Regions from separate parts of the Homo sapiens genome. Here region 2 is linked to region 1. The links are chromatin loops, found by intact Hi-C in ENCODE. Cell type or tissue: Calu3. All regions are shown on one strand.

What was found. Peaks named below come from ENCODE experiments on the same cell type or tissue, not always from the same donor. Only the 100,000 strongest peaks of a DNase experiment are listed, where the experiment ranks them.
Region 2: a loop joins it to region 1, with 5 times the contacts of the local background. A loop is called at or near these places in 1 of 110 quality-filtered maps.

Annotation. Positions count from the first base shown.
Region 1 is chr2:169,992,343-169,997,342 of GRCh38, forward strand. UBR3 (ubiquitin protein ligase E3 component n-recognin 3) reads left to right here. Exons shown (of 39, transcript NM_172070.4): 26 at 1,981-2,114. Among named protein-coding and RNA genes, the nearest start is that of UBR3, 170 kb to the left of the region's middle. In Calu3, no CTCF peak of the experiment used is centred here; no DNase peak of the experiment used is centred here.
Region 2 is chr2:170,070,372-170,075,371 of GRCh38, forward strand. It overlaps UBR3 (ubiquitin protein ligase E3 component n-recognin 3), which reads left to right. Exons shown (of 39, transcript NM_172070.4): 36 at 3,057-3,236. Among named protein-coding and RNA genes, the nearest start is that of MYO3B, 110 kb to the right of the region's middle. In Calu3, no CTCF peak of the experiment used is centred here; a DNase peak (open chromatin) is centred at 3,120.

The DNA of each region.
Region 1 (5,000 bases):
CAATGCTTCTCAAACTTGTCCAAAAAATAGAGGAGTGAACACTTCCCAACTTATTCAGAGGCTAGCATTCTATGAGGCTAGCTTTGATACCAAAGCCAGATAAACACAGGAAAACAGTAGACCAATATCCCTTATGAGTATACATGCAAAAATTCTCAACAAAATTCTAGCAAACTGAATGCAGCAGCATATTAAGAGGATTATGCATCATGGTAATTATATTTTAGCTGGTAGCATCTACCAGCTTTTGTCTCTTATTTCTGTTGCTGTTATAAATCCTTGCAAAACTTAAGGCCCGCAGTGATAAACCTATTATTCCCTTTTTTAAGAGCAGCTCTTCTGATGCACACATCATGACATTTTATCTGTAAATACTTTAGAATATAACTCCTAAGAACAAGGTTATTCTTTTTTAAAAATTTCTTATATATATTTTGAGACAGAGTCCCTCTCTGTTGCTCAGGCTAGAGTGCAGTGGCACGATCTCAGCTCACTGCAACCCCAGCCTCCCAGGCTCAAGCAATTCTCATGCCTTAGCCTCTTGAGTAGCTGGGATTACAGGTGTGCACCACCATACCCAGCTAAATTTTTTATTTTTATTAGAGATGGGGTTTTGTCATGTTGGCCAGGCCGGTCTTGAACTTCTGGCCTCAAGTAGTCTGTCCACCTTGGCCTCCCAAAGTGCTGGGTTTACAGGCATGAGCTACCACACCCAGCCCAAGGATATTCTTTTACATAATTATGGTACCATTATCATTCCTAAGAAATGTAACATTAGTAACATCAAATACTGTTTATATTCAGATTCTCTCAGTTGTCCCTGCAATATTTTTTGTTTCTTATTTACTTGATAAATAAAAATTGTACATATTTATGGGGTACATAAATGTGATATGATATTTTGACATGTATACATTGTGGAATGATTAAGTCAAGCTAATTAATGTATATACCACTTTACCATTAGGCTGATTAACATATACACATATACACTTATATCATTTTTTGTGGTCAGAGTCAGTAATATTTTTATAGCAGATATTTCTTGATCCACAATCGAATAAAAGATCATGTATTGTTTTTCATTATCATTTCTTGTTAGTCTCCTGTAATTTAGAACAGTTTCTCTAGCCCCTTTTTAAAGTTTCAGAGTCCAAGTTGGTTGTTCCATAGAATATCTCAGAGTCTGGATTTGTGTGATTATTTCCTTGTTACTAGATTGAAGTTAAACAGTTTTGGCAAGGGTATTATACAGGTGATGTTCCTTCCAACAGCATTACATCAGGAGGTTCACTGTGTCAATTTGTCCTATTGTGGGTGGTGCCAACTAAGTTTGATCCCTTGGGTAAGGTAGTAGGTAATCTATAGGATGATACGTTAAGACTCTACTCACCCTTTTACCCTTTTATTTGATTTTCCTTGCCTGGGTCAGTGAACGTATTGTATTATCTATTACTATTATTATTCTTTTTAATATTCAACTTTTCTCAGATTTTACCAGAACTCCAGGTCTTTATAAATCTGCTCCCTCAGTGTTTGAACACTTCCTTGCTCTTTTTAATCACACATCCTTCCGGGCTCACCTTGCACTTTTCCCCAACCCCGGACTCAGCTCTTTCTCCAAGGATCTCTTCTTCCTTTTAGTGAGAAATAGTATATTTAGAAATAAAGTTTGTGAATACTGGAGAGTTATATCATGTAGGCTTTTTCAGTGGACAGATTTAGGAACCCATCCATCCATCCATCTTGAGTTTATAATCATAGTTCAGTGTTAATTTTTTAAAGTAAATATTGGCATATGTGAAGCTTTATTTAGCCTGTAGGAGAAAACTAGAATACCACTTTTTTGAGGGGTCTTTAAAAATATTCTAATAGTGAAATAATTTGAGTTGCTTGTGGTAAATAACTCAGCTTTTCTTGGAGTTACAGGTCTATGGCACTGATTATTTTTGATTAATGAGCTTTTATCTGTTAATGTAGTTTTGGGGCAGTGCCGTGACAATGTTGAGCCAAAAAAGTTGCCGATCAGTGAAGAGGAGCAGATTTACCCTTGGGATACCTGTGCAGCCGTTCATGATGTGAGGCTTTCATTATTACAGCGTTATTTTAAGGATGTAAGTACTCTTTATAAAATAGTACTTTTGTCTGCCAAGTTGATGGTTATTTCCCTCCAGAATTTTACATGTCTTTTACCAAAATGGCATTCTGATGTTAAATTTGAAAGTTTATTAGAAAAAAATTAATATGTGGATAGAAAGAAATGGAAATCTGTTAATAAACATTTCAGGTAATAAATGTGATACCTTTGTTTTAAATGTTGTTTGTTGTGTGATACACACATTCAATTAAGTGGAATGAAGAGTACAGCAGGTCCTTAAATAACGTTGTTTCTTTCAACATTGTTTTGTTATAATGTTGATGAGAAAAAAATAAATTCCCTACTGGGGCCACTGTCAGTGGGGAATTTATGTGTTCTCCCCATGTCTTTATGGGTTTTGTCTGGGTATTCCAGTTCTTCCTACTTCTCAAAGATGTGCTGCACATTAGGTTAATTAGCATGTCTAAATTGTCCTGGTATGAGTCAGTATGGGTGTGGATGTGAGTGTGTCCTGCCATGGGATGGGGTCCTGCCCAGGGTCGATCCCTACCTTGTGCTCTGAGCTGCGGGATAGGCTCCAGCCACTTATGACTGTGAACTGGAATAAGTAGGCTGGAAAATGAATGAAATAATGAAAACATATTAATTTTTTTAATTTATAAATTTATAAAGTATATGATAAAGTAAAAATTTATAAAGTATATGATAATTATACAGCTGCATAATAACGATGTGGTATGAAAGGGCTCAGTGAACCCGCATATTTGTTATTGTTTGTTTTTAAACTGCATGGTAATAGGAAGTGCTCTTTAACGATTTTCACTTTGCAAACATTTATTCCTTAATTTAACCCATCACCACTACTACTGACAGCACTCATTGTTTTGTCAAAAATTGGGTAAATCGTTATCTTGTTTTTATTAAACTTTCTCAAATGTATGCATACTCCGCATTTATTTCAGTGTTTCGTATTAGAAATGTTTTAGGTCTTTAGAAGTTTTGATGATGTTTTTGTAATCAGAAATATACTACAGGAATTTAACTCTTGTTTATATCAATTAACCTGTGGTTAAATTAGTTTTGTTCCACATCATCTGCTTAAAGTCACAGTTTCCAAGAACCTACTGATAACATTAAAGTGAGGACTTAATGTATTAACTCTGTAGAAACTTTTATTATGGTAGGAATGTTGTATGAAGATTTTTGCCTCCCTCTTTTACTTTCATTTAAAGATATATAATAAAATTTCATTATGATACTTTTAAAATGTGAAGTAAGGATGGATTTGATTCATATCTGCTACGACTTCTTACAAACTTAGTAGTTTTTTTTCAGGCTCTGACACTCAGAAGTATCTGAAGGCCTTCAACATAAACTTTAGTAGCAGCAGCATTGTTAACGTCTTTTTAAAATTTCTGTATTCCTTTTGATGTTTCCTGAGTGGATTATCAAATGGGGTTTCCTTTCTCCTGTTGTAGTTTTTTAAATCTACTGTGTCTTGAATTAAATAAATGTAAGATATTAGCTTAAAATATAAAGTAAAACATTATTTTTAGTTAGCTATATAAGATGATTATATGGATAGATTTCCAAATAGAACTTCTTTCTTGCCCATAAATCCATTGGTTGAAGTGGAAGAAATTAGTAAGATAAGTGGAAGACAGAATACATAATCAGAATAAATAGGAACTGACCTAGTGATGATAAGAGCCAGAGTAGAGTCTGGTTCCTTAATATGCTAGGCTGACAAGAAGGTTTCTGGTGGCTTCTGCAGGAGCTGATGGACCTACAGGGAGGTATTGTGTAGAGTAGAAAGAGTCCTAGACCAGAAAAACTGGGGTTTGGTCCTGATTCTGCCATTTCTGAGCAATGTGAGCTTGGCCAAATCCCTTAAGTGGTCTGAGACTCAATTTCCTCATCTGTAAAATAGGGCTGATAATGATCTTTCATGCAGTAATCACCAGGTTAGGGTTCACTCTGCATATAGGTCACTCTGCATATAATACAGGTCAATATAAATGTAAAGTGATGTTTTAAATATTCAAGCTATCCCATTTAGGAAGGCTAGGTTAGGCCTGTTAGACAGTTTGGGTTAGGTAATAAGGGTCATGCTTCCGTATATTTTCAGAGACTTTAAAATGAAATTATGGTTATTTTGTAGCAGTCTCTGTATGTGTGTGTGTATAAATACACGTATGTGTGTACACATATTTTCACACTTTTTTCTTTGTTCTTTATTGCTTTGGACTTTTGTTTTTTTTTTTTTTTTTTTAGATAGAGTCTCACTCCATCGCCAGGCTAGAGTGCAGTGGTGCGATCTCAGCTCACTGCAACCTCTGCCTCCTGGGGCCTGGGTTCAAATGATTCCCCTGCCTCAGCCTTCCGAGTAGCTGGGACTACAGGCGCCCACCACCATGTCCGGCTAATTTTTTATATTTTTAGTAGAGACAGGGTTTCACCATGTTGGCCAGGATGGTCTCGATCTCTTGACCTCGTGATCTGCCCGCCTTGGCCTCCTAAAGTGTTGGGATTACAGGCGTGAGCCACCATGCCCGGCCTGCTTTGGATTTTTTTTTTTACAGGATACATATATTACTTTATTAATCAGAGACCAATAAATATTTTATTTTCAAGGAAAATTGGGAAACAATGCTAAGTTCTGCTTTTGCAGAAATTTACTATTTAGACTTTATTTAGACTTTATTTTTTTGTCATAACGACACAGGATTCTTTTGGTGCCACTTCACTAGGCAGAAACCTCTGTGGCTGGTGGCACCTCTGCCTGGGCTTCACTCGGGCCCACTGGGCTCACTCTACCCAGGCTGGCTGGCAGGCTGCGCTCAACTCGCTCCCCAGCCTGGATCCCGCAACCACTGCAGCTCCAAGCTCTTCCTGTGGTGGG
Region 2 (5,000 bases), 78 kb after region 1:
CAAAAACTATTAGCTAACATCATGCTTAATAGTGAAAGACAGGAACAAGATTGGAACAAGACAAGGATGCCTGCTCTCACCACTTTTCAGCATTGTACTAAATTTTCTAGCAAGGCAGGTAGGCAAGAAAAAGAAAAAAAGACATCCAGATTGGAAAGGAAGAGGTAAAACAGTTCGTTTGCAAATAAAATGACCTTACCTCTAGAACACCATAAGGAATCTCCAAAGAAACCTATTAGAGCTAATAAGTTCAGCAAGGTTGTAGGATACAGATAGATGTACAAAAATTTCACTGTATTTCTATACACTAGCAGTGAGCAATCTGAAAATGAAATTAATAACATAATTCAAATTACAATGGGGTGATGAAAATATTTTGGAATTTGATACTGGCAAGGCTTGCACAATTTCATGAATATACTGAGAACCACTGAATTGTATATATTAAAAGAGTAACATTTATGGTATGTGGCTTATACCTAAAATTTTTTTCTAGCTGTGTGAAAGAAGACTTGTATCCAGAATGTGTCAAAAATTCTTTTAACTCAAGTGTAAGAAAACAAAAACCCAACACAAAAGTGGGCAAAACACTTGAATAGATACTTCTTAAGAGAATATATATGAATGGCCAACAAGTAGATGAAAAGATACTCAACATCCTTGTTCATTAGAGAAGTACCAATTAATATCACAAGTGATAATACCAAGTGTTGGCGAGGATTTGAAGTCCTAGAAATCTTATTCATTACTGATAGGAATGCAAAACGGTATAGTCAATTTGGAAAAAGTTTGGCAGTTTTTAAAAATATTAAGCATATGCTTACTATACAACCCAGCAGTTCTGCTAAGTATCAACTGGAAGAAATGAAAACATATGTCTACATTTAGACTTCTAAATGAATGTTCATAATAGCCAAATTCATAGTCAAAATCTGGAAACAACCATCAACATGTGAATGCATGAACAAAATGTGGTATAACATGAATGAGTCTCAAAATAAGTGAAAGAGGCCAGGTACATAAGATTACATCCTGTATGATTTTAATAGTAGAAATATCAGTGGCTGTTTGGGTCCAAAGAGTAGGGGCCAGGATTGGCTGCATAGGAACATAAGCAAATTTTAGGGTGTGATGGAATTATTCTAAAACTGTATTGTGATGGTGGGTGCATGACTATACATTTACCAAAATTCATTAAACTATACATAAAATGGTTGAATGTTATGGTATGTGGATTTATAGCTCAGTAAAGTTTTTTAAAATGCCTTCTTTGTTAAACTATATAAATGGAAGAATTGTAAATTTCTAGATATTTGAAAATTAACATGTTTCTCAGCCTGCATATAATTTTTCTTTTTCATCTGCATTTCTTCTTTGTAGCATATTTCAGAATTTTGTACTTAATGTGCATAATTAGTTTTGCAGACATTTGTTGAACGTCTGCTATGTGCCAAGCATTAGGAGGACAGAGTTCCTACTTCCAGAGAACTCACAGTTTTATGGAGAAGGCAAATTTGATTTTAAAGCAGTCATTAAAAAGTCAGGAAACAACAGGTGCTGGAGAGGATGTGGAGAAATAGGAACACTTTTACACTGTTGGTGGGACTGTAAACTAGTTCAACCATTGTGGAAGTCAGTGTGGCGATTCCTCAGGGATCTAGAGCTAGAAATACCATTTGACCCAGCCATCCCATTACTGGGTATATACCCAAAGGACTATAAATCATGCTGCTATAAAGACATATGCACACATATGTTTATTGCGACACTATTCACAATAGCAAAGACTTGGAACCAACCCAAATGTCCAACAATGATAGACTGGATTAAGAAAATGTGGCACATATACGCCATGGAATACTATGCAGCCATAAAAAAGGATGAGTTCATATCCTTTGTAGGGACATGGATGAAATTGGAAATCATCATTCTCAGTAAACTATCACAAGAACAAAAAACCAAACACCGCATATTCTCACTCATAGGTGGGAATTGAACAATGAGAACACAGGGACACAGGAAGGGGAACATCACACTCTGGGGACTGTTGTGGGGTAGCGGGAGGGGGGAGGGATAGCATTAGGAGATATACCTAATGCTAAATGACGAGTTAATGGGTACAGCACATCAGCATGGCACATATATACATATGTAACTAACCTGCACATTGTGCACATGTACCCTAAAACTTAAAGCATAATAATAATAAAATTTAAAAAAAGTAATAGGAACATAAATGCAAGAATAAAAGTGTTTACAAGATTTGAAGGACTAATTATATCTGAATGGAGCTGAGTGGTCTGAGGTTTCATTAAATGGTGTCAGGGAAGGCTTCCCTAGTGAGCTGGAATTTGGAGGATAATAGGAATTGATTCTGTGGACAAGGGAGAGTAGACACATTAGCTTCCTATGTGGTCTTTCGGTTAAATAAAGAGGGATTGGGGAATATATTTCTGTGTTTCCAAGACTAATAAGCTTCTTTAAATATCAACTTTTAAGATATGAATTCTTGGTCACTGATATCTCTGGTACTTTTATTAGCAAATAGAGCTTTGGATTACCTGGCTCCTAACAATTCCACCCCCCTTTTTAAAACTGATTTTGTTTCACACTCATTCAAAGTCTAGGCACATTATTTAGCACTCTCTCGTGAATTCCATGTTTTTATTATTGTTCCTTATCCACACTGACAACCTAAAAGTTTTAAACCAGAAATAACTTTCTCTTTGCCCCATATTAACATTTGCTTTCATAGAGTAGCTAGGTTCTATAGAACCATTAGATATATAACAACTCTATTTAAAAAATAAATGTATAAAAGAAGCAGATGACATTTAGGAGTTATATTTCAAAGAGATGTATTTTGGGGATATTTAGATATAACAGCTAGGAACCTTTTTCTCTCTTGTTTCTCTTACTCCCTTCACTTTTTTTCAGTTGACTCAGTTAAGAAAGTTTTCTTATTGTCTCAAAGTAATTGATGAGGGTGACCTTTTATGTAATAGGAAATGTTCTTGATGAAATATTTTCAGAATTTCCTATTTCATGTCTAAAAGGAAGAAGAAGAATTTTCAGTTCTTGCCAGCTGCCTGGGACTTCTGCCAACGTTTTACCAAACAGAACATCCATTCATCAGTGCCTCCTGTCTGGATTGGCCAGTTCCAGCATTTGATATTATAACTCAGTGGTGTTTTGAGATAAAATCATTTACTGAAAGACATGCAGAACAAGGAAAGGTATGTTAAAAGAGTTGTACTAGCTTGTCACGGTGGTGATATGCTAATAGGTAAGAGAATAATGAGGACTGTTAAATTTTAGGTCATCTGTTTTTGACAGCAATTATAAAACTTGATTAAATTGAAAAAATTGTTTACTTATGTAGATTGTATTTATAATGGAAGAAATATTTCAGCTAACAAAGGTAAGGCATTAGTCAATACTTTTAGTTTGTTTGGGGTCAGCAGATTTTTATTGAATACCTTAAGTAATCATAGGATTAGACTTGGTAGATACAAAGGAATTTTAAGGTAGACAAGGAATTTACATTTTTGTTTGAAGAACTGGCTTATATTTTTAAAACAAATTGGACTAGCAAATCTAAAAGGTCATGTCTTTAACTTTAAAATTTCTTGGGCCTATGCTACCAGCTCAGCTAGTTAAAGGGTTTGTATTGAAGATAAGTAGAGTGGGAACAGCAGTGAGTGGCTGTGTATGCCATGGTTGGAGTCTCAGAATTCTAGAACTACAGTTTTTTAAAATTGAATAATGTGATGAAAGTAGTATTTTGGGGAGTAATTCTGGTGTCTTTTTAGTGGATAAATTAAAGTAAGGATAAAGGGAAGCCAGAAAATATTTAGGTGGTGAAAAAAATCTAGACTATTTTTCTGATTGTAAAACTTGGAAAGTAACTAATGTAAGAGACATTTGAGAAAAATATAGGACTTGGTGACCAGATGTACATGACTTTAAGATCTTGAACTCCAATCATTAGGAGAGTAGTGTCTAGTATATACAGCTACAGTAGGAACATGCGGCTGCTTAAACACCATTGCTGATGCCCCATTGCCTATGGAAGAAGGTATGGACTCCTTGCATGGCACTCAAGGATCTTCACCATCTTGCTTGCCTTTCCATCTCATCGTATAGCCTCCCTCTGCCATTACCTTGCTCAAATCACAAAAGAATGTTTCATAAGTATGCTATACATTTTTAAACTTCTAGAACATTACTTATTGCTGTTACTAAAGCAACCTTCCTACCCTTCTGTTGAATTAATAATCACTGTTTGCTAAGTAACATTTACCTTTGCTAAGATAAATGTGACTTCCTCCATGAAGATTTGTCTGATAGTCCATCTTCCTTACATCCTAATCCCTTTTTTTTCTGTTGTTCTATAAGGCTGTACTTTTGTGACTTTCTCTAACAGTTGCCATGTTCATTACATTTGTTTCTTTAATGTATCTGAATGGGGGCTCCACGAAGCAGAAATTGTTCCTTATTTATCCCCGGTTTCTAGAAAGTGCCTCATATATACTAGTCACCTAATAAATATTTGTAGAACAATTAAGTTGTGGGGTGGTGTCTTTGGCAGAAATAGAACGTATTAAAGGGGAGCCAAGTTTCAGGGAAAGTGAGAATTTTAATTTTGAACATCAAAGGGACAATAAAAAATTAATATTTCAGATGAATGTGTCAGACTAGGTTTCATTTTTAAAACATTGGAGTGAATAATAAAAGATAAGCATAAGTTATAAATGTCTCTGCTTTTGTTCTTTTCCATTTTTTGCTGAAATCCTTAAAAAGATGCTATCTCATTTTATACCCTTTTTTTAAAAAAAAAGGGAAATTCAAGTTAATTGAATCTTGCATATTACATATACAAATATCTTCCTGTCTAGTAATTTCTTTATTCACAGAGCATATAGCAATAATTTGACATCATACTTTGATGTCTGAAAACCTATGCAGGATGACATGGAGTAAGAGGGGTATAATTGTAG